Regions from separate parts of the Homo sapiens genome. Here all the other regions are linked to region 3. A link is a loop called in an ENCODE intact Hi-C map of the cell type or tissue named here. Cell type or tissue: adrenal gland. All regions are shown on one strand.

Region 1 (8,000 bases), 690 kb before region 3:
TGAAGCCAGGAATGTGCAATGAATGACCCTAAATCATGCATTCTAGAGGATCTGGCCCCAAAGAGAGACTATCTGGATGGCTCTACAGAGTGGTCACAAGCTTTGCTTCGCTTCATTATCATTTAATCCAGCCAAAGGCCTGTTAAAGGCTTTTGCTTTTAAGTAAAACTTGTCTCCTTTTAAAAGTGCCAATTTTTGGTGCCCTGTAATCCCAGAACTTTGGGAAGCTGAGGCAGGTGGATCACTTGAAGTTAGGAGTTCGAGACCATCCTGGCCAACCTGTTGAAACCCTGTCTGTACTAAAAGTACAAAAATTAGCTGGGTGTGGTGGTGCATGCCTGCAATCCCAGCTATTCGGGAAGCTGAGGCAGAAGAAACGCTTGAACCCAGGAGGCAGAGGTGAGTGCAGTGAGCCGACATTGTGCCACTGTGCTTCACCCTGAGCAGCAGAGCAAGTCTCTGTCTAAGAAAAAAAAAAAAAGTACCAATTTTCTCTTTTAAGTTTAATAAGAGTGTTAATCTTATAGAGTTCTCTTACTCATTTTTTTACACAGTTTAGATCAGATTTGTTCTCTACATGAGTCTATAGAGACTTAAGGTGAGCTACTCTATCCAACTGTTCCTTATTTGCCCGGAGAGCCTTTATCTTAAAAACTCAGTCATCAGAGCAAGAAACATAGCAGACCACAACCCAATGCCTCTTGAATAAGTAAAAGTATTAACACATCTTCCAGAGTCCAGGCATAAACTTCATGCAGTTTCCTTGTAGAAAATACCTTCCTGCTCTTATTTGAGCCTATTAACTCTACTCTTATTTTAAATATAAATCTAACATGCTCAGCCATCTGTTTCCAAGAATACATCAGCTAAGGAAGGTAAAAGTGAAGAAGGACTGCTCTAGCCAGTGACAGTTAAAAAGCTCACACTGTGAAAGAAGAGAGAGGAAAAAAACCTCTCAATTCTCCTAAGCTTCTGGAGGCATTTATTGTAGAGACAGCAATGAAATGTTGAATTAGAAATTGACCCAACCCCTTCTGTAAGAAATCAGGAATAAGTACAGTGCACCATAAATAATTGCCATCAAATATTTAGCAAAATGTGTTCAAAAGAGTAAGTTTAATATCTATTTTCCTGCAAAGGATAAGTCATTTTGTGAGAAGGCTAAAAATGTCCATTGAATCCAAGTCCCAATGAGTATATGTGCATGCATAGATACAAATATGTAAATACATATGCACAAGTACATGTACCTGTACACAGACATATATGGGAAAATATTCACTTATTGTGCGTGTGGCCGGGGCGTTGGATCCCATTAAATAATTCTGGATTTGGTTGGAATTCACCCCGTTAGCTGAACAATTCCGGAACAACTGCATCCTCAGCACAAAATGACCTTTTCATCAAGTTACAAAACATTAAAGGTTAAAGGATGTTTGAAAGGAAGTTAATACTTTTAAAACATTGGGAGAATGGCCATCTTTTCAGAGATCTGACCAAAAATGTGAAGGAAGCATTGGACGGCCTTTCTGGCAGTTATTTGCGGGCGGGTGTCACACGTTTGCACTGCCTGCTCCTGCTGAAACCATGAATGAACCTACCTCCTTAGGAAATGAGATGAGATGGGCCTGTGCTCCGCATAGCACAGGAGCTCACGAGAGGACTCCTTAGCAGGCTGGTTCCTAATTGCAAGTTTGAAGTCACATTTCTTCCTCTCAAGAGTGGTGATGGCAAAGAGAGCAAATCAATGAGACTGTCAGATTTTCCCGCCTTCTATTTTCCATCTGACCTGGATGGTGCAAATTCCAGTCGCTACTAACAGGGAAAATAGAAATATCAGTCACCAGACCCCTTCCTCTAATGAGCTCACAGAAAGGCCCGGAAGAACCTGACTTATCAGCCCTGCAAATGCCCAATCTTCCCAGAAAGTCAGGTGGACTGCATGCTGCCTTCAGCCATTCTCTCCTGTCTTTCTTTTTCACCACATTCTAAGCACCTGCTTGTAATCTCAGGTGCATCCAGGCTCAGCCCAAATATAAGCCTTTATTTTCAGGGTGGTCTGGCCCTGTGGCCACCCTGCACACCAACTTAATGGGGTACCATTTATTGGACAACTAACATTCTTCACCAAGCTCTCTGCCAAGGCATGGACACACATAATCCCAGATGAGTCTCACAAGTGCCGTGGGAAGTAGACTCTACTGTGACTTGCCCACGGGCACACGGCTAGTGACACAATGCCTCTTTCAAACTCTGGTCTGACTCTGAAAGCTTCCAGAATGTAGTCCCAAAAACCCATGGGTTCAAGGGGCATCTCTATTTCTCTATTTTTTGTTTTTTTGAGACAGGGTCTCACTCTGTTGCCCAGACTGGAGTGCAGTGGCACTATCTCGGCTCACTACAGCCTCAACCTCCCAGGCTCAAGCGATCCTCCTGCCTCAGCCTCCCAAGTAGCTGAGATTACAGGTGCATGCCACCATGCCCAGCTAATTTTTGTATTTTTTGTGGAGAGAGGGTTTTGTCATGTCACCCAGGCTGGTCTCAAACTCCTGGACTCAAGTGATCTGCCTGCCGCAGCCTCCCAAAGTGCTGGGATTACAGGCATGAGCCACCACAGGGTCCATCCAAGGCATCTCCAATTTTGATGGAAGGTTTCCACAATGAATTCCTACTTGGTGTTTAAGATGGAGAAAGCTGTCCTGTTTTAGAGATGGAGACAAGGTTCAAAGAGAGGGAGTGACCTGCTCAGGCTCACTGGGTTACTTATGGGCCAGAGGCTCAGCACCACAGTTGGAGCTTGCATTCCCCCGCAAGGTACCGCTTGCTGCACATATATCCATCTGCGGGGCACACCCACTGTGGGTGTGATCCTTACAGTTACTCACTGATACCTATCTCCTCAGATAAACTGACTAGCTTCACTCTCTTGGTCCTTCACCTGTCATTTACTTCCTCATTCACCGTGCACAGTTCAGCTGAGATAGGACTGTATGCACAGCTGGATGACAGCCAGCCTTCTACTTCTTTCCTGCTTTCACTGCTTACCTTCTTGTCCCTATATGGGCTCTAGATACAGCATCCTCAAGGTGGAGAAAGAGAGAGAGAGAGAAAGAGAGAGGCTTGCATTTCTGCACATTCTAGACAGGAGTGACTCTTTAACGAATTTCACTGTTGGAGGAAGACTCTGGTCCATTTTCAAGTCTCAGGTGAGGCCTGAGGATGGGGAGGAGGAAGGAGGGCTCCCGGGTTTCCAAGATAGGTTTCCCTGCCCTGTCGTATAAGTTGACTCAGCCATCTAGGAAGGGTCCTACTCCTTCCTTAGGCCTCCTCCTGATGGGAACCCCACCCCAGGTCCTAAAATCAGCCAGGATGGAAGATTCTCTTAGAAAGTAGAGAGGCCCCTTTTGTACCTCTGCCACCAGCTGTTTACCCCATGCATTCCCATCAAGACTGGGGCCAGACCCTCTTCTCTTCAGCCAACACACTCCTCAAAACTCCAAACGATATAAAAGCCTTCTTAGGAATTAACATCCTTTGGGCAACATACTTTGAAACTATTGATAATATATATAAGGTGATTGAGAGTAAAAATTCACTCTCTCACACATGTGTGTTCAGCACCTACTCTTTCCGCTGTGTGTATTTACACACAGTTAGTGAGCCAGCCTGGGCCAGGCTCTGAGTGGTCCTATCCCCAGGTTCTCCTTGGTGAATGGGCAGGGGAGACTGGCTGCAGATGAATGACTTGCTTTGACTATGTCTGGGGAAGAGGTACTGAGAGGGCTGCTGACTGGAGTGCCGACCACCTCCCGCAGACCCTTTTGGCTGGTAACAGAGATGGGGATCGAGCATTCCCAGAGATAGCTAGGAACCAACTCCAAGCCCTGCTGAGCTGGAGAAAGAACAAGGTGTTCAGCATCCCACAGCAGAGTAAAGAAAAGCAACTGCACTTCTAAAAATTCTGCTTTAAAGGCAAGTCCATGTGGTGCTACAGTAGCTCTAACAGGCACAGCCTAGGGATCTGGCATGGGATGGAATATGGGGTGGGGGAAGGGAAGAGATGATCAGCGGACAAGAGACATCCACTGTTCTTTGGCTCCCATGCAAAAGTCCCCGTTGAGTCAGGACCTCCAGGAAGAGCTGGGCCTGGTTCTGGTGGAGTCAGAAGTGGTCTCATCACCGAGCCAATCTCCCCCATGTGAATCTGCCCTATCTTCCTGGCTGAGCACCTACCTAACCATGGCCAGCGCCTTATGCCTTATGTATATCCCTTTTTGCCCCCTCACTGGAGCTGCCTTGAGGCCTGGGTGCTTCTTCCAGAAAGCATTTTCCCAGGTGAGAAGTTCTGCCGTCTGAAGCCAGCCTCCAGGCACTGCCTGCCCCTGCCTAGGCTCCCACAGCTTACCCAAGGTTTGGGGCTCCAGGCAGGGTGCCCTCCAGAGTGCCCTGGCCTGTGAGGGTGCAGGGTCGTTGGCTCAGGGCAAGATGGAAAGTTTGATATATCTGCTCCACCATTTCATTATCAGAGGGCCTTTGGGAAAGCTGGCCATGTGGTCTGCGGTGGGCAAGAATCTTGTCTTAAAGCTAAGTCAACAAGAGCAAATACACGTTTTTAACTTAAGTGATGGGTTTGTTAGGGGAACCTAGAGAAGGTGGTTGGGCGAAGGAGGCTGGAGCCTTTCTGAAACCCCTCCTTGGGGTCACCATCCACTTCTGCAATCCATCAACACTTTTAAGGGCAAGAGGCATGCGGAGACGCTGCTGTACGCCTAGTCAACGAGGCCAGCCGGAAAGCCTCCTGGGGCCGCGAAGCACCACCCAGACCCCACCATCACCCCTCCCAAACCCCCTTGCATCCCAAACCCCCAACCCCCCATCTCGTCTTTTGGGCCAGAGCGGCCGCCCGCGCTGTCCCGCCTCCAGAGGGCGCTGACGGAGAGGTGGTAGCGCCCGCTCCCGCCGCCGCGCCAAGGGGCAGCCCCAGGGACTCCACCCCTACTACCGCCACCCAGCCTAATTTGAATATTTCATTGGCTGCCGCCAGTCTGGTCAATTTATCATGCAAATGTGGGTGCCCTCCGCGCCAGAGAGGAGCCATCGCCCGCGCAGGAAAGCGGCGCCCGATTGGTGGCCGAGACAGCGGCATTTGTAATATTTTTCTTTGGGCATTAGAGTCATTTACCAATGCCATCCCCGCAACTCCAGGCACTGAATCACAAGCCACTTAAAGGGTTTTATTGGCAGCTTCGAAACTTCTTAACATGCTCTTTTATTTCAAACCAAGTGTCAACCTATTTCTGACCTCCCTCCCTTCCCCTCACCTAAAAAAGCTGCAAAAAACTCCAAACTACTTTGTTCCCTCACTATTTGCACGCGGTAACAGCCTCCGTCTTGCCACAGGTAGAAGGACTGGACCTGTTTGGGGCTAGCACTTGGTAGACCTTAAATAAATAACCTTTGAGAAGTCTTATAAAGGTGGAGGAGGGACTGTTGGAAGAGAGGCACACAAAAAGAAAACAGAAAAAGAAACGAAGAAAGAAATGGGGAAAAGAGAAGAGGCGGCAGAAAAGGGAGAAGGCAGAATTTAGGACTGCTCTGCAAAGGAGGAAAATCTTGGTGTTATCAAAGCCCTGGAGATCAGAGACTACCTGCATGCTATATTATCTAACCCTTCGGGCCACCATGTCCCCAGTCACCCTGGCCCTCCTATTGCCGAACTAAGGTGATATCCATCAAATTTCAAGAAACAAAAACGTGAAAGAATGAGGCCCCCAGAGTGTTGTCCCTCTCTTTTGTACCTGCCCTGCAGAAACTTAGGCTCCGTCTTCCCCGTTTGTAAATTGTAAATTTAGGGACAAACACAAAACCCTAACGTTGAAGACAGAGGAGAAAAGCAATGTAGGAAAGAAGAACTGGGAAACGTGATTATTCCTGGTCTTGCAAATTCCCTGGCCAGTTAATGAGGTCACCAGCCTCAGAAAGCTGGGCTATCTGGTCGGCTAAGACCTGGTGGAATCCTCCTCCTTCAGGATTCCAGCATTCAAAGAGCTGGGGTTCAGAGCCGCATCAGGTTGCCCACGTAATGATTCAGATACCTGCAGTGCGGGGCAGCTGGCGCAACCACACGGGAAGAGTTGGGCACCCCTGAGCTACAACTAGCAAATAGCTGCTCGCTCCCGACCAGGGGTGAGCCCCTAGGTGGCTGCAGCTATCTCTAGTGTAGGGATCCCCCCACCCTTATTTTTAGCTCTGCTTAAATGGTTTCCAAAAATCCATTTCACCCAAAGTGGGGTGGCGGTGGGGGTGGGGGTAAACCACGCCACGCTGCAGCGAGGAATTCGTGAAATTCCCAGCGCAACCCAAGTCGACGCGTGGGATTTGATAAAAGGGCATTTCGCCTGGAGTTAAGCGCTCCAAACTGAGTTTAATGTGCATCTGTCCTCCTTAGACTGAAATACAAAGACGTTTTATTTTCTTTATTTAATCTTCGCTCTCCTAAAAAAAAAGTTTTTGAAAGTTCCGTAGATGATTGAACGAAAGAGAATGAAGGAAGAAAGAGGTATCTGAAGATGTGAGACTCAGAGCACTGGAAAGCTTGGGGAGAGGGGAGGGAGCAGAAAATCGCCATCTCCTGTCTTGGGAAACCCGAGAAAGTGGCCGCTATGACTCACAGGACCAGAAGGTGGGTTTCTAGGCAGACCTGGTTTCCCTCTCCCCACACGCCTGTGATAACCGTACTCCTTCCTTCCTTCCCTCCCTCTTTTAGGTGTATTGTTAAGTGGGTCTTTTTTTTTAAGGTGTTTATAACTGCCTGGAAATCCTAAATCGGAAAAAATGAGGCATTGGAGAGGGGGACCTGCAGGCTGTGGCTTCCTAGACCAGGTCGGCTTCCACCCCAAGTTCTCCCGAATCGAGTGGTGCCCAGGAGTTAAGGGTGGGCCAGACAGGGGCACCAGCTTCCACCCTGCTCTGCCCTGGCCCCGGCCCCGGCCCCGCACACTCAGGCATCAAAGCTGCCCCGGGAAGAAGATCGAAGGCCCCTTTGCCTTTCAGTCAGGCGGTCCTCGTGGAAAACGGCAGCGGCATGCAGTGGACACAGTCTGCAAAGTTGAGCTACATCTCTGTGCCCCAAGCCACAAGAAATTTACGAAGTAGCAAGCTATGCCTGGTTGGAGGAGGGCTGGGAGTGCGTACTCTGGTGTGACAATGCGTGTGTGTGCGCCTGTTTTGGGAGTCGGGGAGGCACTTCACCTCCCCCAAACCAATTCTTGACCTTGGGCCAAGAGAAGCCCCCTACTTCTCTCCAAAGATTGTACTCCCACCCCCAGCTCCCATCCAGGCACACCTGACTCAGCTCTCCTGAGGCCCCACAGAAGTGGTATTAATATACTCTTCTGATTTTCGAAGGTTTATTTCACGTCAAAACTGGAAAAGTTCTTGGGAGAATTTACAGACAAAACATCTGGTTCGTTAAAACAAAGCTACCGGTAAAAGAGAAACAAACTTCGCCGCCGTGTAAATGCACTTTTAGCAAACAATTTACCACCTGGCGAGGGCCAGGGTCCCTATCCTTCCTGCTTGGGCAGGGGCTGAGATTCCGGGGCCCAATTCCTGGTTCAGGTGTGCAGGTGGCAAGCTTCCCTGAACCCAAGGCACCTCCTCGACACTGCCTAGCCCAGAATGTGGTGTGGGGAGGCGTGAGGAAGGCGAAAAACCCATATGCCAGCATTCCAGGTGAGTGCAGGCAGGAGGGCACCCACCTGGTGCCTCTCTCCCCTGGTGCTGCCCAGCCCTGGGCTCCCTAAAAGCCTACACCTTGGGCAAATGCCCTCACACTTTGAAAGGGGGTACAGCCTCCCAGAGGGTACTACTCAGAGTGCCCAGTCCCTCCAGGTGGCCCAAGCCTCCCTCCGAGAACCTCTCCAACATCAAGGCTTAAGCCCTGGGTGCCTGGGACCTGAGCCCACTCTAGCTCCTCATCTTGTAATGGTAGCTTTGAA
Region 2 (8,000 bases), 1.6 Mb before region 3:
GTTGCTTACTCAGTTAGCAAGTGTGAACCGCCAGTGCCGCCAGGTTCCCCGCACCAGGCCACTCCAGGCCAGGCACAGCTCGTGCAGTGACCTCCTGAATCGGCCTCCCTGCTGCAGTTCTGGCACACTGGGTTCCATTCTCAACCGGGAGCTGGCGATATCCTGGGAAAATGAAATCAGGTCTCGTCGCTCTCACGCACAAAGTCTCCAACGGCTCCCATCATACACAAAAGAAAATCCACACTCCCTCCTGTGCCCCAGAAGGTTCTCTGGGCTCTTGCCACCTGTCCCCTCCCCTACGCCTCTCCTTCGCCTTCTCCTTTTCAGCCACACGGGGCTCCGCGCAACTGTTCCGCAGGCACACCAAGCCCCTCCCCTCCTCGGGCCTTCGCCTCGGCTGTTCCCTCTGCGGGGAAATGCTTGTCCCAGATTCACAGGTGACTCGCTGCTCACCACACTCAGGTCTCCTCACCGTCACCTCCTCTGAGTGGCCCTCCCGGAACCCCTCCCTAGCATAGCTCCTTCCCCAGCCGGTCGGTGACCCTCGCCCTGCTTCCCTCCACAGCAGGCCATGGAACATCCCCACGGGGCTGCTTTCTTGGTTTGTTCCTTTTCAGTTTTCCTAACCGTGGAGCTTATCGACTGCTCTACAAGGGCAGGGCTTTGTCTTGTTTACAGCTGTTGCCAGGCTTGAACGTGCTTTGCTCTGAATGTGTGTTTTGAGAGTATTGGATTTAAAAAATGAGCAAATGAATGAGCATTGTCTTTTTTTTTCTTTACTTTTTTTTTGGTAGAATGGAGGCTGGTCTCGAACTCCTGGCCTCATGTGATCCTCCCGCTTTGGCCTCCCACAGTGCTGGGATTACAGGCATGAGCCCCCTTTGCCTGGCCTGAACAAACACTCTCAAGTAATGCTGGTGGGAACGTAAAATACAATATTTCTAGAAAACCACTAAAACTATTTTTCTTCTAAACAATTGATAAAAAATTGTTAAATATATAAAGAAAAAAGAATATTAAAGCAGCCAAAAGAATATTAAAAATTACTTGTAGTCCACCTGCCATTATTATTATTTAAAGGAATACCTTATAGGTTTTTTTTTCCTATGTGTGTAGAAAGCATGGTTACAATGTAACTTGCTTTTTGCTATAAAGCAGTATTTTATGAGACCTTCTTGAATATTAAATGTTAAGACATCCTTAAATGTTAATTTCTACAACATTACTATTGAGGACTTGATTGTATTATCTTATGATATTATATAATCTATGTAAAATCTGGTTGCCTATTGTTGGACATTTGGTTTGTTTCTGATAGCAATGAACAATCTTACAGGTGAATCTTTGTACATACCCATGATAGATTCCTTTGGAAGTAGAATCTTTGGGTCACGTGTTGTAAGAATTTTGATCATATTGTGAAATTACCCTTTATAAAGTTTACCAGTTACCTGATTTACCCTATCACCTGTGGTGTTGAAAGGATTCGTTTATCCATCCTTGACAATACAATCATTGTTTTTGTGTTTATCAATATAGGGACAAAATTTTCTCATTTTTGTTTTAATTTGCATGTCTTTTGATTATTAATAAGACTAAACATCTTTTATATGTCTATCATTTGTATTTCTTTTGGTGAATTGCTATTCATGTCCCCAATTCTATTGAAGTATTTGTCTGTTCTTCATTTGTGAGAAAGCTCTACACACCTGGGGCATTAACCTTCTTTCTGTTATGTATATTGAAAGTGTTTTTTTCTCCTAGTGTTGGTTTACCTTTCAATTTCAAAATTATATTTTTCACATGTGGGTATTTTAAATTTGTGCACCTCAAATCTGGGCATTTTAAAGTTTTTAGCTTCTGCCTTTGCAATTGGACTTAGAACTTCTCTATTACCATATATGTAAATATCACTTTTATAGTTTCACTTAAAAATTTAAATCTTTAATCCTTATAGCATTCATTTGAATATGTGGTATGAGGTAGGACACTAACTTTTCTTGTTTTCTGAATGAGTGGCAGATTGTACCTATAACTTCATCAATCAGCCATCCTTTTCCCACTGATATAAAATGGCTTTATGTTAAAATGTAAGTTATTGCCTATTTGCTCCCTTTTGTGCTCTCTATTTTGTGCTTCACTGTTTAAATTATTGTAGCTTTCTGTGATATATGTTAATATCTTTGTTGAGGAAGTCTCCTCTCTTTTTTCACAAACATGTTTTTTGGAGATTTTTCCTTATTTACTCTTTCACATGGAATTTGGAATCAATGTGACAAAATATCAAAAAAGCTTTGATGGAATTTTTATTGGCCTTGCATTCAAGTGAAAGATGAGATGAGTGGGGACTGATATGTTGGTGATACAGTTTTTCTGACCACTCATTTGAGCACTATTTTATATTCACTCATCATTTTAAATAATATTCTCCACATAGGTATTATACATCTAGAAAATAGTAATGCTACTAAGAGCTTTAAAAATGTTAATTCTCAGCTGGGCGCAGTGGCTCACACCTGTAATCCGAGCACTTTGGGAGACTGAGATGGGCAGATCACCTGAGGTCAGGAGTTCGAGACCAACCTGGCTAACACAGTGAAACCCCGTCTCTACTAACAATACAAAAATTAGTCGGGTGTGGTGGTGCGTGCCTGTAGTCCCAGCTACTGAGGGGGCTGAGGCAGGGGAATTGCTTGAGCCAGGGAGGCGAATGTTGCAGTGAGCCGAGATTGCTCCACTGCACTCCAGCCTGGGGCATGGAGCCAGAATCCATTAAAAAAAAAGTTAATTTCTTTTCATTTAATAATTCTGCCTTTATTGATGGATCTTAACAATATAAACAAAAGTTTCTGAATAGAGGTTTCAGTTATAGCATTATGCACAAGGATGAAAACATTAGAAACTCTTTAAATGAGCAATTGGGAGATGGTTCAGTAACTTTTGGTGCAGTCCCAAGTTGAAATATTACACAGCCCCTAAAAAGATATCTGTGAGGCTATCTTGTGTGACAATAACTTTCGTTTAAGTGATACCTAGGAAATCAAGGTTTAATATTGTAGGAAAAGCTTTGTATTTCATAGGTACACAGAAGACATCGTAGAATGCACATAAAGACTGGAGATAATTGTACGAAAACGTTAATAAGAGCGGTTATCTCTGGAAGAGAGGTTATGATGAACAAAAATGATTATTTTAAATATGGGAGCTCTCTGTCCTTTCGAATGTCCCTGTAATTTGCACGCACATTGAGCGAAGGGCGCAAAGCGAACATTGGCGGGCAGCGAGCGGGCGGGAGAGCCGGGCGGTGGGGCCGGTGCAGTCCCGCGCGCGGCCGGAGGGTGGCAGTGTCCGCTCGCAGACCCGTGGCGAGCGGCCTGCTGACCTCTGTCGGCCTCGGCCGCCTCCGGTTTATCACCGATCGCAAGAGCGGAATGAACATATTTACTTGTGTTTTGCTTTCCACTTATAATATCTAGTGGCATGGGAGGGAAATGAAAACAATTGTTCATAGGGGAAATTTATGAGCTTCATCTGGCTGCGTGATTTCCGCAGTTGCCCCGCCGCCGCCCGGGGACTCGGTTGCCTTCTGCATCCTCGGGCGAGCAGGAATGCGCTTTTCCAGCTGCCAGGGCGGCCCGGCGGGGCCCTCGGAGCGGGTTTTGGTGGCAGCTGCCTCGCAGAAGCAGAACTTGGCAGGCTCCCTTTCCTTCCCCTTGAGTTTGAGAAGGGCCCCAGGTTCCCTGTTTTCGGGGTGTCAGGGTGCTCCTGGGTTCATGCTGCGCTCCCCGGGGGTCCGGATGAGCCAGCGTTTCTTGACAATCCAGGGATGTCCCTAAAACGCGGTCCCCTTGTTGGACTAGGGTGGGGCAGGGCTCTGCGGACCTTCAGACCCTCGGGAAGGCCTCTCCCGGGTCATGGTAGCGGGTGGAGGGTGGGGGCAAGTCCCTTCCCCTGCGATGCCAGCTGCATCCTGGGACCTGGGGTCTCATTTCCAGAACAGGGGCGGGGACCCCACGAAAGGGACGCCTGAGGGCTGAGGGTTTTGCTGGAGCTGCCTGTCTTTAGAAAAGGGCAGGAGATGGGGGAGCTTCTATCCCTTTCCAACCCGGCTGAAAGCAGGGCCCCTGGCTTAGCGCGATTGGACCGCAGGTGCTTGCTGGGATGGAGGAGACGAGGGGGAGACCTGTGGTGTCTTCAGACGCCTGGGGCCTCAGGCTCACAGCACTTGCTCCTGGGAACCTACCCTGCCTGAAGCTCAGCCCTAGGCAGGAACTTTCTTCTGGAACTGAACCGTTATGTCACCCTGATGAACGGCTCCCTCCCAGGCTGTGGACTGTGCCGTGCCCAGCCTAGGCAGAGAGCAGGCTGGGGGCTTACCCTCCCGGTGTGAGCTGTGCCTAAAGAGGGGAAGCCAGGCCCACTCTAGCAGGTGCCAGGAGCGTAGAAGAAGCGAGATATTAAAACCACAAACCGCAGCGACTGCCAGGAACACACTGCAAGTGGGCTTTGATATGGAGACTCATGTCATTGGATGCACGTCAGGGCATGTATGTGTGTGTTTTTGTGGGGTGCTGATCATCTTTATATTAGGAAGAGCTGTTCATGGTTATAATGGATCTAGGATTCTCCCTTCTTTCTTTCTTTTTCCTTCCTTCCTTCCATCCTCTCTTTCTTCCTCTCCCTTTTTTTCTCCTTCCTTCCCGCTTCCCTCCCTCCTTCCCTCTATCCTTCCTTCTACCCTCCTTTAATCCCTTCCTCCTTCCTTCTTTCCTTTTTCTCTCTTTTTTCTTCCCTTCTTCCTTCCCTCTCTCCTCCCTTGCTCTTCTTTCTGTTTTCCTCCATCCTTCCTCCCTCCCTCCTTCCTTGCTTTCTTTCTCTCTTCTCTCCCTTCCTCCCCCTCTTTTCTCTCTTTCTCACTTTCTTTCTCTTTTTTTCATTCATTCTTCCTCTCTCTTTCCCTCCCTTTCTCCTCCTCTTTTCTCTTTCTTTCTCTTTTTTTAAAATTCATTCTTCCTCTGTCTTTCTCCTCCTCCTTCCCTTCTTCTTTATTTCCTTCTCTTTTTCCTTCCCTCCCTTCTTCCTTCCCACCCTCCCTCCCTTCCTTTCCCAGCTTGGGGGAGGTTTCCTTGAAGTGGGTCTTTGTGCCCGTGGGATTCTAGGAAGCCAAAGTGCACAGGGTCCTTGCTCCCTGGCCTCACAGCCACCTCTTAGCCAGGACTGCTCTAGCTCTCTGCCTGCAGGGATGTGCCAGGATGCTGCTGCTGCCGGGAGCAGTGTCAGGGTCACTTTGGAGGAAGTGACCCCCTGGCCCTACCTGTTCCAGGCAGACAGGTGAGCCTTTGGTGCCAATCAGCCGGCTTGGTGGGACTAAATTGCCCTGGGGCCACCTCAGCCTTTCCCAGGGACCGAGGTTCACTTCGTCTAGGACTGGTTTCCTCTAAGTGATGTTTACTCTGGCAGAAACATGAGAAGGGGAAACTGGTTCACTCTCTGTCTTGGAGAGACTATTTAAAGAACCTGTGCAATTGCTGGTGAGGACCTGGGCTTTGCATGTGCCAGAGCTGGTAGGTTGGTTCTTTGGGGTCTCTGGCCCACGGGACCCTTCCTAGGCTCATTACAATCCACCATGTTTCCCCAGCAGCCTTACAATCGAATTACTCAAAATTGCACTGCTTTATTGCATACAGCTCAACTCCAAGACAAGCAAAGGCCCAGATAATGAACAATTATTTATGACAAATTATTACCTTTACATATAAGATTAACAATTTCTATTAAGCTCAGTATAGGTGACAACCTCTCTTAGAAAAATGTGTGTGCAGTTCAGCAAGTGCCAGCTTGAAGGTGAGGTATGGAGGGTGCTGCGTTTGTGGGTGCACCTGCTGGCTGTTCCGGAGGGTGTATTCCAGGCCAAGGGGAGCCCTTGGCTGATGGGCATGAGCTGTCAGGCCACTCTTTCTCCCAAAGGCAGCCATGTTCCCGTCTCAGCTTGGAGGCTGGCAGTTTTGATGGGGCTTCCAGCTTTCTTCATCTCCTTTTGAATGTATAATAATGAAAGCACTAAAGAATGTGAAATGTTTCTTTAATTGCATTTAAGGTTAAAAAATTCTGTTTTGTTTGAAACTGAACTTAACTTTTAAAATTATTTATGGACTCAATAACGTATGTTTGGGTTATTGAACCCTGTCTCCATGCTTGCTTTTGTGACTAGAATCCTCTCCCAGCTAATTATAACATACAGTATTTTCCCAGCAGTCTTACAATCAAATTATTCAAAATTGCATTTCTTTATTGCATATTGCTAGAACCCAAGACAAGCAAACATCAAGATAATAAACAATTATTTATTGCAAATTATTACCTAATATATAAGATTAACAGTTTGTAACTATTAAGATTAATACATGTGGTAAACTGTATTTATTATACTTATTTCGTAGCAAATATCTTTGTATAAAACATATGTTTATGTATTGCAATTAATGAGAAAAAGTGTAAGATTAACAATTTATGTTGGGTTTTGTTTTTAGATTTATGCACACTGTAAAACTTATTTATTGCACTTATTAAAAGTATTTAATGATGGACTTTTAGATGCTATATTTTTAATGTGCAAATATAAACTAAAGGAGTATTAAATTACAAAATAGAAAATTATAACTGAAGTCAAAGAATGTAACTATTTTCTGCTATAAATCTGCTTTAAAAAGATCATCACTGGAATTACCGAATCTTTAAATAGTGGCCTTATAGTGCATAATGAGTTTCAATGAGTTATCCTTTGAAAGGCTTTTTTCATCATTAAAGCTAAACTCAACATCTTGCTCTTAAAGATAAATGTAGCTAACAGCATAAACACTGGAATCATTCCATTTTATGACGAGAAGTTGAAGTAACATTGGAGAGAAGAGAAACCCGGCCCGATCGTGTTCCGTGAAGGTGAAGAAACAGGACTGGCTGGAAGACAGAGAGAGGCCGGGAACCAGTGGCAATTTAGCTGAGATGCGAGCTGCAGGCTGGGGCCTGAAGGGGGAAAGTCTGTATCTTTGCCGCCCTGGCTTGCCTTCTGCCATGGGGACAGCCACAGGTGTAACCACAGTTTCTTAGCCATAGAATTACAAAATTAGAAAATGTAATATACAAAGGTGGCAATGCTCAGACTATTAAAATAGAAATAAAATCAACAGAGTTCCCAGTCCTGAACATTCCCTGCCTTGCCAGGGTTCAGAGGCCCCAGGTGTGTGGCCAGGCTGGGAGGGGTATTCTAGAAGGCTGTCAGAGCAGAAACCCCTTGGAAAAACCTGCCCACATTTTGGGTCATCTATTTACAATAATATTGTAGAGGCCGGGCGCAGTGACTCACGCCTCTAATCCCAGGACTTTGGGAGGCTGAGGTGGGCGGATCATGAGGTCAGGAGATCGAGACCATCCTGGCTAACACGAAGAAACCCCATCTCTACTAAAAATACAAAAAATTAGCCGGGCGTGGTGGCAGGTGCCTGTAGTCCCAGCTACTTGGGAGGCTGAGGCAGGTGAATGGCGTGAACCCGGGAGGCGGAGCTTGCAGTGAGTGGAGATCTCGCCATTGCACTCCAGCCTGGGTGACAGAGCGAGACTCTGTCTCAGAAAAAAAAAAAAAAAGTATAAAAACAAGTAATGATAATTAGTAATTCCTGGGTTTCCTCTGGAGAAAATTCTCCCCTAGCCTAGGGTTGGGTGTGTCCTGTTGCAAAGATGAAGCATCACTCCAGTATAGCAATGTGTCCCATCTGTGCCCCTGGCTGGTGGCCCATCCCCTGACTTGTGAAAGTACATTGTCTCCAGCAGCTGAGGCTTGAGTTCTGAATTAGAGGTCTTGTCTAACCCCAGTTGCCTGTGGATCTCCCAAGAAGCTGGGGACAAAGTTTGAGCACAGCTTGAGCCAGATAGTACAGACCTCAGAACGGAGGTCTTTGTGCAGCACCTGTGGACCACTCTTGTTCCTCTGACCTATGGGCAAG
Region 3 (8,000 bases):
ATCAGTTCCACCAAAAGTTAATTTCTGTGATGAATGCAATATACTCAAACCCATAAATCTGACCATCTGAAGGATTCAAATGGGGAATTATTGACAGCTGATGGAACCCAAGTGCGGAGATGAAGCTGCTTTTCTCATCTGTCCATCTAAATGTTGGAATGTGTATTGATTAAAATATGACTCGCTACAGAACCCAACATAAATCTAAACTCTATTAGATTAACACTAGCATTCAATTAACATAAAATGACAACGTAGGAGAAAAAGGCTGTGTGTCGGTCACCAGTAATATTTTACCTATAAACATGGGGAACCTGACATCGGGACGTGCGTCCGTGCACGGTTTGGGGTGGTGGGCACGCATGTGAGAGTTAGGTTGGGATGTGTGCCCCAGAGGCAGGAAGAGGTGACGAGATAGCAGGCTTAGGGGCACTGCAGGCTTCAGCCACAGGAGGAGAAAAGGGTGGCTGTGGCTGGTTGGCTTGACTCTTTTACTATTGCTTTTATTTAAGATGTGCCTGGGTGGCCAGGGCCATGGTGCTGTGCGGGCGATGTATGTGCCAGTCCCGTGGCAGGCACAGGGCGGGAGACCCGTCTACAAAAGGAAAATCTGAGTCAGCTTCTCAGACACAGAGAGAATGTTTTCAGTGGGTTCAGGACCCCAGCGTGGAGCAATGAAGATTTCCCCCAGGGAGAGGAGAGCAGAGATTTGAAGATGAACTGAAAAAATTCATATTGGAATCTAGGCAGAGGAAGACCAAGCAGAAAAGTGATGAAACAACAGTGATGTCATGTGTGCCCCTGAAGGGCCAGGCGCTGTGCTTGGCTTCTGCTCAGATCTGTCACTATTTCATGTCTCATAGGTCACACAGATCATACAGATCACCCTGGAAGGGTCCTAGGCGGGCTGGAACAGCTGACAGTGCAGATGAGGAAACGGAGGCTCGGAGAGGCTCGATTCTCATGTGACAGGGGCACTGGAGTCCTCACCCATTCCCCTGGGCCATCTCCTGCAGGCTGTTTCCACATATGCCAAAGCATATGGGGCTTTCTGGCCAAGGGGGTTCTCCAGTCATGGGCTCTTATTGGATTAAAGGGCCAAAGGGTGAACACCCCAGGAATACACTCAACCAAGACAGGATAGGGGCTGGCTTATAAACACCGCAGCTTTCTTGAGGTTGTCCACATAGTTCCTCGGAGGGTCCCAGCAGGAATAAGACTCCATTTCCCACAGGGATCACCTGCTTCAAAACACGCCTACATCTGCTCCCCCCACTCCCTCCTTGTACTTCCTGGGATCTTCTCTCCCTCCTCCCAAAAAACTGCCTGTGCCTAAATCCTTATCTTAGGGTATGATTCTGGAAGATTCCAAGCAAAGGACTAAAGTCACAGAACTCATAAGTGGTAGCAGAGAATTTGATGTGTTTGTTTTTTAAACCAGGCTTCTCATCATTCTCCCCCATGCTCTTACTAACAGATTCTTGAGCTAGGATTGGAGAGGAATGGGATTAAAACATCACTACAAAGAAGATGGAGGTTTGCAGACCCCATCTTTCAGATTTGACCTTGTTTGCTGTATGGACCCTGAAATATGCTTTGCTGTGGAAATAATGCCCCTTTTGTAATTGGGTGCCCAGGCTAGCTCTCAAAGCCCTCTTAGCATCTGGTTTACATGTTCACCAATTCGCTATTTCAAACGCATGCATTCTAATGTAAAATATTGCATGTAAGGGTACCAACTTGGGAATGCCAGAAACACACCTGAGCAACGGCAGCCCTGGGGTGGTCACTTAAGTCTCTATAACATCAGCACAATTATGGCCCCTCTGCACACACAGACTCCTCCAGGGGATGGGGCACCCCAACTGGCAGATCATTTGTAAGAAGTTCTGAATTGCAGAATAAAAGGGGAAGCTATTTTCTGTCTGTCTGGGTTCAGTTTCTCTGGCCAAGTAATCTATCTTGTTTTGAATAAAATATTATAGCAAGGAAAAAGAAACGTTGAGATGGGAATCGGGTGACCCAAGTGAAGGCCTGGACGGCCCCAGTGAGTGACATAGCCTTGGCTGAGTGGGCCGGGTCCCAGGGCGGTGACCACGCTCCGTAAAGTCCTACTGAGAAAAGAACTCCTGGGTAGATGATGGGCCTGTCTTGATGCCTCAAGTCCAATGGCCACAGACCCTCCCAGAGATCCTTCCAGCTGTACCAGGACTAGAAGGACATTCTCAGGGATCTTGCCAAGCAAGGATCTTGGCAGCCTCCCAGGGTCGGAAGAATGCATTTTGAAATTGCAACCACCCAAGTTGAGGCTGTTTGTTCGTCACTGAACAAATGTCTGCTGAGTATCTATTTATACCTAGTGCTTCCTGAGATAGCGCAGGTGCTATAAACACTAGTTAGACATATCCCCATGTCACTGCAGACTGCCCGCCTCCTCCTCACCTCTGGTCACTGAGGAAGAGCCACCTCCCTCCAGTGAGGCTGTGCCCTCTCAGCACCTGGGGCCTCCACCCCTGCCCCGCTTCCCCTTCTCCTTCTCCCTCAGTTCTTCCTGCTCTGCACCCCTGAAGCCCCAGAGTCACTTGGATGAAGCCGCCATCATCTCTGCTGAGTTGACAAGGCCTCCGTGACCTGGCCACAGTCTCTCTCCAGGCCTGTCCCTGGTCACTGCTTCCACACCCTCTGCATTTGCTCTAGGACAGACCCTTCAGCTCCCCGGCTGGGCCAACCTTTCCAGTGATCATCACATGCTACTCCTTTGGCTGGGAAGCCCCCAACTATGTCACGGGCACCTAACAATTTCCTCCAGATTTCAGACTGGACACATGACCCCTTCCCCAATGTCAAGCCTGAACATGGGTCATTGATGATTTGCCTAAGGGCAACACCCATGCTGAGTTATACCCCCTAGGTACCTGTGGGCCTGCACCATGGCGATCCTCTGGCAGATAGGATAATGATGCATTCATCCTTGTTCCTCTAGGGCTTGTGGTGAGCCTCACATGCAGAAGCACGTGCGTGCATTGAGTGAACGGGAAAATGAAAGAATGATTGAATGAGAAAGAGAAGGGGAGGGGAGGAGTCTCAGGGGAAGCCTGAGGCTGGGCCCTAGGGATGGGCAGAATGGGGTGGGGAGAGGAGCCTGGATAGAGCAGCAGAATGTTCTTGGCCATGAAATGGGCAATCATTCATCCATTTGATAGAGTGGACAGAGTACCTTCTCTGTGCTCTCGCTGTTACAGCCTGGCAGGGATACAGCAGAGAGCCAGGCTCCCGGGCTGAAGGGATGGACCCGGGAATGGCTCCTGCCTTCAGAACCTGCCTGAAGGGCGTGGGCAACAGAGGCACCAAGGGGCCAGTCCGGAAAGGCGTCTCTGGGGAAGGAAGGCCTCTGTCTCTGTTCTCAGACTCCACGAGGAAGAGCCTGGGAAATGCCTCCCCCAACAAAACCAAATGAAACTCTCTTTGGACTTCGTAGTGAACAGTTCATTCCCCGAGACCCGTCTGCGGGGGAGCTCAGTGTCCAACCTGGCAAGGCCGAGAAGACAACGATGACAAGGACTATATTAACAGCCCGTGTTGAGTAGGTGCTTGCCATGGGCCGGGCATCCCACAGACAGCCTTCCTGGCATGGATTTTCTCATCTGATCTATAGGATCGTCCTACACAGGTGCAGTCATCGTGACCACGGATTTCACAGGCAGAACACCCAGCCCAAATGAATGCCACAGTTTTCCAAGGCCACTCAGCGAATGAGGGCAAAAGACGGGATTCGAACTCAGGCATGCTGATCCCAGTGCACTAAGCGAATGAGAAGCGGCGCAGGAGGGGAGGAGTCTCAGAGGAAGCCTGAGGCTGGGCCCTAGGGATGGGCGGGATGGGGAGGAGAGAGGAGCCTCAGGAATTCGTTCCCCCATTGCACTAAGCCTCCCACGTACCCCTCCTTCCGCCAGCTTCTGGCACCTAGCCACAAGACGCCATGCTGCGCCAGAGGCTAAGAAGCCCGTGAGTCCCGGGCCCGCCCTCTCCCACCTGGGCAGGATGAGGGGAAAGGGAAAAGCTGCTTTGGAGAGAGGCAGATGCAGGCGTGAGTCTGTGTGACTCTGGGCTCAGCTCTTTTGCCCACTTCGTTCTCTTCCCTCCTGTAGAAGCAGGAACAATCCAGTCCGCCCTAGTTCATAGAACTCCTCCAGCCTAGCACTCAGCAGACGCTCTATTCGTGCACATTGCCACAATGAATACGTCATTGAACAAAGCGGTTAACCTGAGGTCTTTTCTCCTTTAATTTTTTCCAACAATAGGAACAGTTTTTATTTCCATACTTGCTCCGAACACCCTGAGAGACAGCAAAATTGGGTGTTTGTCAGTTGGTGCCCTCTACCCCACGCAGCCCCCCTGCAAGCTTCTTTCAGGTTTTAGGGAAAGTGGAGCCTTGTCCTTCTGCGAGGATCGGGCGCCCTCTTGCGGCCATCTCGGGATTCCCGAAGTTCAGGTCCCCGCAGCAGGAGAGTGGGATTCTCCGGGGCTGAGGACAGGGAGGCCAAGGGACCCCTCCGCCTGCCTGCGGAAGTGGCCTGGCAGTCCCCTACTCTCCAGGAGCCTGTCCCTTCTTTCTTCATCAGGCTGGACACCGAGGCTGAGTCCCCGGGGAAGCTGACCACGGCCAGGCACCGCCTAAAGGGAGTGTGTGAGGGATGGGGGCCGCCCCTCCCGCAGGCACAGGACTCAGCCATCACAAATGCCAGTGGTCCTTGGAACACGTCTGCCCGGCTGAGCCTGCCAGATGCCCAGTTTAGGGAAGCGCGTGAGGAACAGAAATGGAGGAGACCCGACCAGACAAGAGGCAGTCTACCCAGCTGCAGGTCGTGTCATTTCCTCTCCAAAAACAGACAGGGAGCGCCAGCCGCCTGTGCATCGCCCCACTGTGGCATTGGGACAATTGCTCCTGCTGTCCCCTTCCCTCCAGGAATGATCTAGCTGGGCTCTAGGAAGCCTCCAGGACTGCCACATTCATAGTTCCAGGGGCAGGGGCCACCATGAGCACAATGCACCCAGGCGTGTGAGGGGGTCCCCCGACAACCCTTGCCCCCGCTGCCCACTCAGAGACCACCCTCGCTGAGCTGCTCCTCCGTGGCCTGGCCCTTCTAAACCTCTGGCTCCTTCTTCTGGGCATTTGGGGTATGGGATCCCTTTCCTAATTAACCAGAAACGCCCCAACCAGGCTTGGGCACACAGGTGGTCCTCAGGAATCGGAGCTGGCTTAGAGAAGGTGGAATGAGTTGGGAGCTCCTGTGATCACAGCAACAAACGACTTTTCCACCAGCCAAGAACTGGGCACCTCCCACGCGGCCCCTTCACATGGCCTCGAAGTGGGTGTGGCAAATATGACCCGCCTTATAGAGGAGACCTACACCGAGCCCCCAGGGAGCCATCAGCAGAGAGAGGCAGCGCAGAGGCTGGAGCCGACTTCCCCTCACCACAGATCTGGGTCAACTCTAAGGTAACAAACTTTGGTGGCTCCATCTTCACGGGTACCTGGGAGAGGCATAACAAGGGTCCCTCCTCAGTGTCCTTTGGGACTGCAGGGACCCTCAAATTGGCCGCCAAGATCCTGAGCTTTTAAGCTCCCAGAAGGCGCCCCCACACAAAAACTCAGACACACCAGGAAGCAACTGTAGCCTGGCCTGGGACAGGGTTAGCAGTGTATTAGGCAGAAAATTCTAGAAGGGGCCCCTGATTGGCCCAGGGATGCAGGACCTGTCCTAGCAAGCAAAAGAAAGTCAATCACACCCCCTCCCCTCAAACTCAAGGTCAGGAGCCCCCACTGTGGAATCTCTACATGGTGTAGAGTCTCCAGGGCAAATAAATATCTTAATTTTGCAAAAATTTATTTCCTGGAGAGAGAGAAAATGTGGCCAAGACCATCATCATGAACTAAAAATTTTTTTTCTAATATTACATTTAACATCCAAGAAGAATCCAGATAACTTGGAGCAGTTAGCACTTCTGAAGGGCACTCCAGTTATTTTAGAGCCAATTACATGCCATTTCGATAGAATTCCTTGAAAGGATAGTGCCCTGAGGACCTGGCTTCAAATCTAGCCCTGCCAATTACCAGCTGTGTGACCTTAGACAAGTTACTTAACCTCTCTGAGCCTGCGTTTCCCCATCGATGAAATGAGGCTAATAACAATGTATACCTTATAGGGTTTGACCTTCACAGCATAGTTCTTAGCACATTGCAAGCACTCAGGACATGCTGAGTGTATACTAACACTACTGCTCTGCTATTGTTATCTAGTACTGTAGTAAATAGGCTGGGAGCTGTTCATGTACTCTATATCCAAGACAACCTGACATGCTCTGGGCTTCCAGAGCAGGTAGGTCTTCATTTACTCTGGGAATCTGAAAAGGTGAGATTACCTCACTTCTCATTAATTAAAAAAAAAAAAAAAGCTAGAAAAAACTCTAGCTGAGAGAGTCTTCTGACATTGTTTTATACACAGTCATGGTCAGTCCCTTCAATTAACCTTGATCCAGGCCATTGGGGACACTTCGGCATTTCAGGTCTCCTAACCACCCACCTTCCCACTCACAGGCAGCTTCGGCATGGGGGAGGCCTCCCGGATGGACACAGAAAGCAGCTAACGCACACAGAGGGAGAGGCTGATAGCGTGGGAGGGTGCAGGTGCCCCCTCCCTGCACCCAAGGGCCAACCAGGCACTAACCCAGCTTTTCCACCAGGCAAGCCTGTGTGCAAGTCACCCCTGTTCTGCTACTGGGACAGGCGATTGCTCCTCTGAGCCTCAGTTTCCCCTTCTGTAAGCTGGGGATAATTACACCTGTTCAGGCGTGTAAATGAATTCAGATGGAGACAGTACCTGGTGCTCGGGAGGTCTACAGCACACAGCATGTGTTCAGTCATTAGTCCTCGGTGCTGTGCTACTGCGAGATGCTAACGAGGTTAGTTTAGACAAGAGGGCCCAGCTTACAGCACAGTTTGCATTCCTGGGAAAATTGGGTAGGGCAAGAGCTTACACCAAGGTAGGCCTGAGAACAGCTGCCCCAAGGGTCAGGCGATACTCAGCACCTTCCCCTGTGGCCCAGGAGACATGAGCCCAGGGTTACCACAACTTCTGACTTTTCCAGAAATTGCCTGATATGCTCTGTAAAATATCCTGGATTTTCAATGTGAATAAGTCTTTTAAAATATGCATACATACATACATACATATATATATATATATACACACACACACATATATACACATACATATATTTTACATATATATTTTTGAATATATATATTTTGTGTGTATATTTATATTATATATATACACACAGAGAAAACAAATAAAGCAATTAAAAGGTATTTCTGGGTCCCAGCTCTGAGGCAAGGGAAACTAGATCCGCGAGGTTTCCAGCTCCCGCCTTACCCCATGTGTGGGCTTCTGAGGATTCTGCTACCCCCAGAGCCCGGAGCTGTTCCTAGAACACCCCACCTTGAGGCTCAGAAAGCCCCCTCTCAAAGCCTAAACAGTAATAGAAATGTGGGTTCCACTTCTGTGCAGAGGCCGCCATCTACTGGTGGAAGGACGTGAGTGCAGCCAGTGCCTGCCGGGATCCCCAGCAGAGGATGGGAGGAGAGGGGAGAAAAGAGAGGAGGGAGTGGAAGGGAGGGAGGAGGCAGGGAAAGGGAGGGAGAAAAGAAGAGCGGACAGGAGGGAACGTGTCGGACCCGGCCAGCTTCTGATGTGAGAAGGAACCCAGCAGCAGGGCCTGAGCCACCTCATCAAAGATGAGAAGCAGCTCAAGCATCCTGAGTGATGGGAGACTGGGAGGCAGTGCACCTGCTGCTGGGAGGGCTGGGCCTAAGCTCAGAACCTCCTGGGAGACCAGGTGAGCCGTGATCAGCAAGCGAGCATGCACACGCATGTCTGTGGCATGTCTGCAGATAGGCACCTTCTGTCTAGATCAACCCTAAAGCAACAAACTTGGTG

What was found. Hi-C counts contacts between places; a loop is a spot of excess contacts. Peaks named below come from ENCODE experiments on the same cell type or tissue, not always from the same donor. Only the 100,000 strongest peaks of a DNase experiment are listed, where the experiment ranks them.
Region 1: it touches region 3 in a loop (2.9-fold over the local background); 27 of 110 quality-filtered maps call a loop at or near these places.
Region 2: a loop joins it to region 3, with 6 times the contacts of the local background. A loop is called at or near these places in 94 of 110 quality-filtered maps.

The regions. Positions count from the first base shown.
Region 1 is chr19:31,354,183-31,362,182 of GRCh38, reverse strand. The region is part of intron 1 of TSHZ3-AS1 (TSHZ3 antisense RNA 1); the gene reads right to left. Among named protein-coding and RNA genes, the nearest start is that of TSHZ3, 8.7 kb to the right of the region's middle. RefSeq lists an enhancer at 6,953-7,596. In adrenal gland, a CTCF peak has its summit at 4,975; a DNase peak (open chromatin) is centred at 4,959; H3K27me3 peaks cover 2,788 bases.
Region 2 is chr19:32,220,134-32,228,133 of GRCh38, reverse strand. No RefSeq gene overlaps it. Among named protein-coding and RNA genes, the nearest start is that of LINC01782, 120 kb to the right of the region's middle. RefSeq lists a silencer at 3,241-3,300. In adrenal gland, a CTCF peak has its summit at 3,319 (motif pointing right); a DNase peak (open chromatin) is centred at 3,343; H3K4me3 peaks cover 360 bases; H3K27me3 peaks cover 1,788 bases.
Region 3 is chr19:30,666,081-30,674,080 of GRCh38, reverse strand. It overlaps ZNF536-AS1 (ZNF536 antisense RNA 1), which reads left to right and starts at 3,875. Exons shown (of 2, transcript XR_007067216.1): 1 at 3,875-5,500. It also overlaps a transcript of ZNF536 not described here. In adrenal gland, CTCF peaks have their summits at 4,467 (motif pointing left), 7,372 and 7,580 (motif pointing left); DNase peaks (open chromatin) are centred at 4,470 and 7,624; H3K27ac peaks cover 743 bases.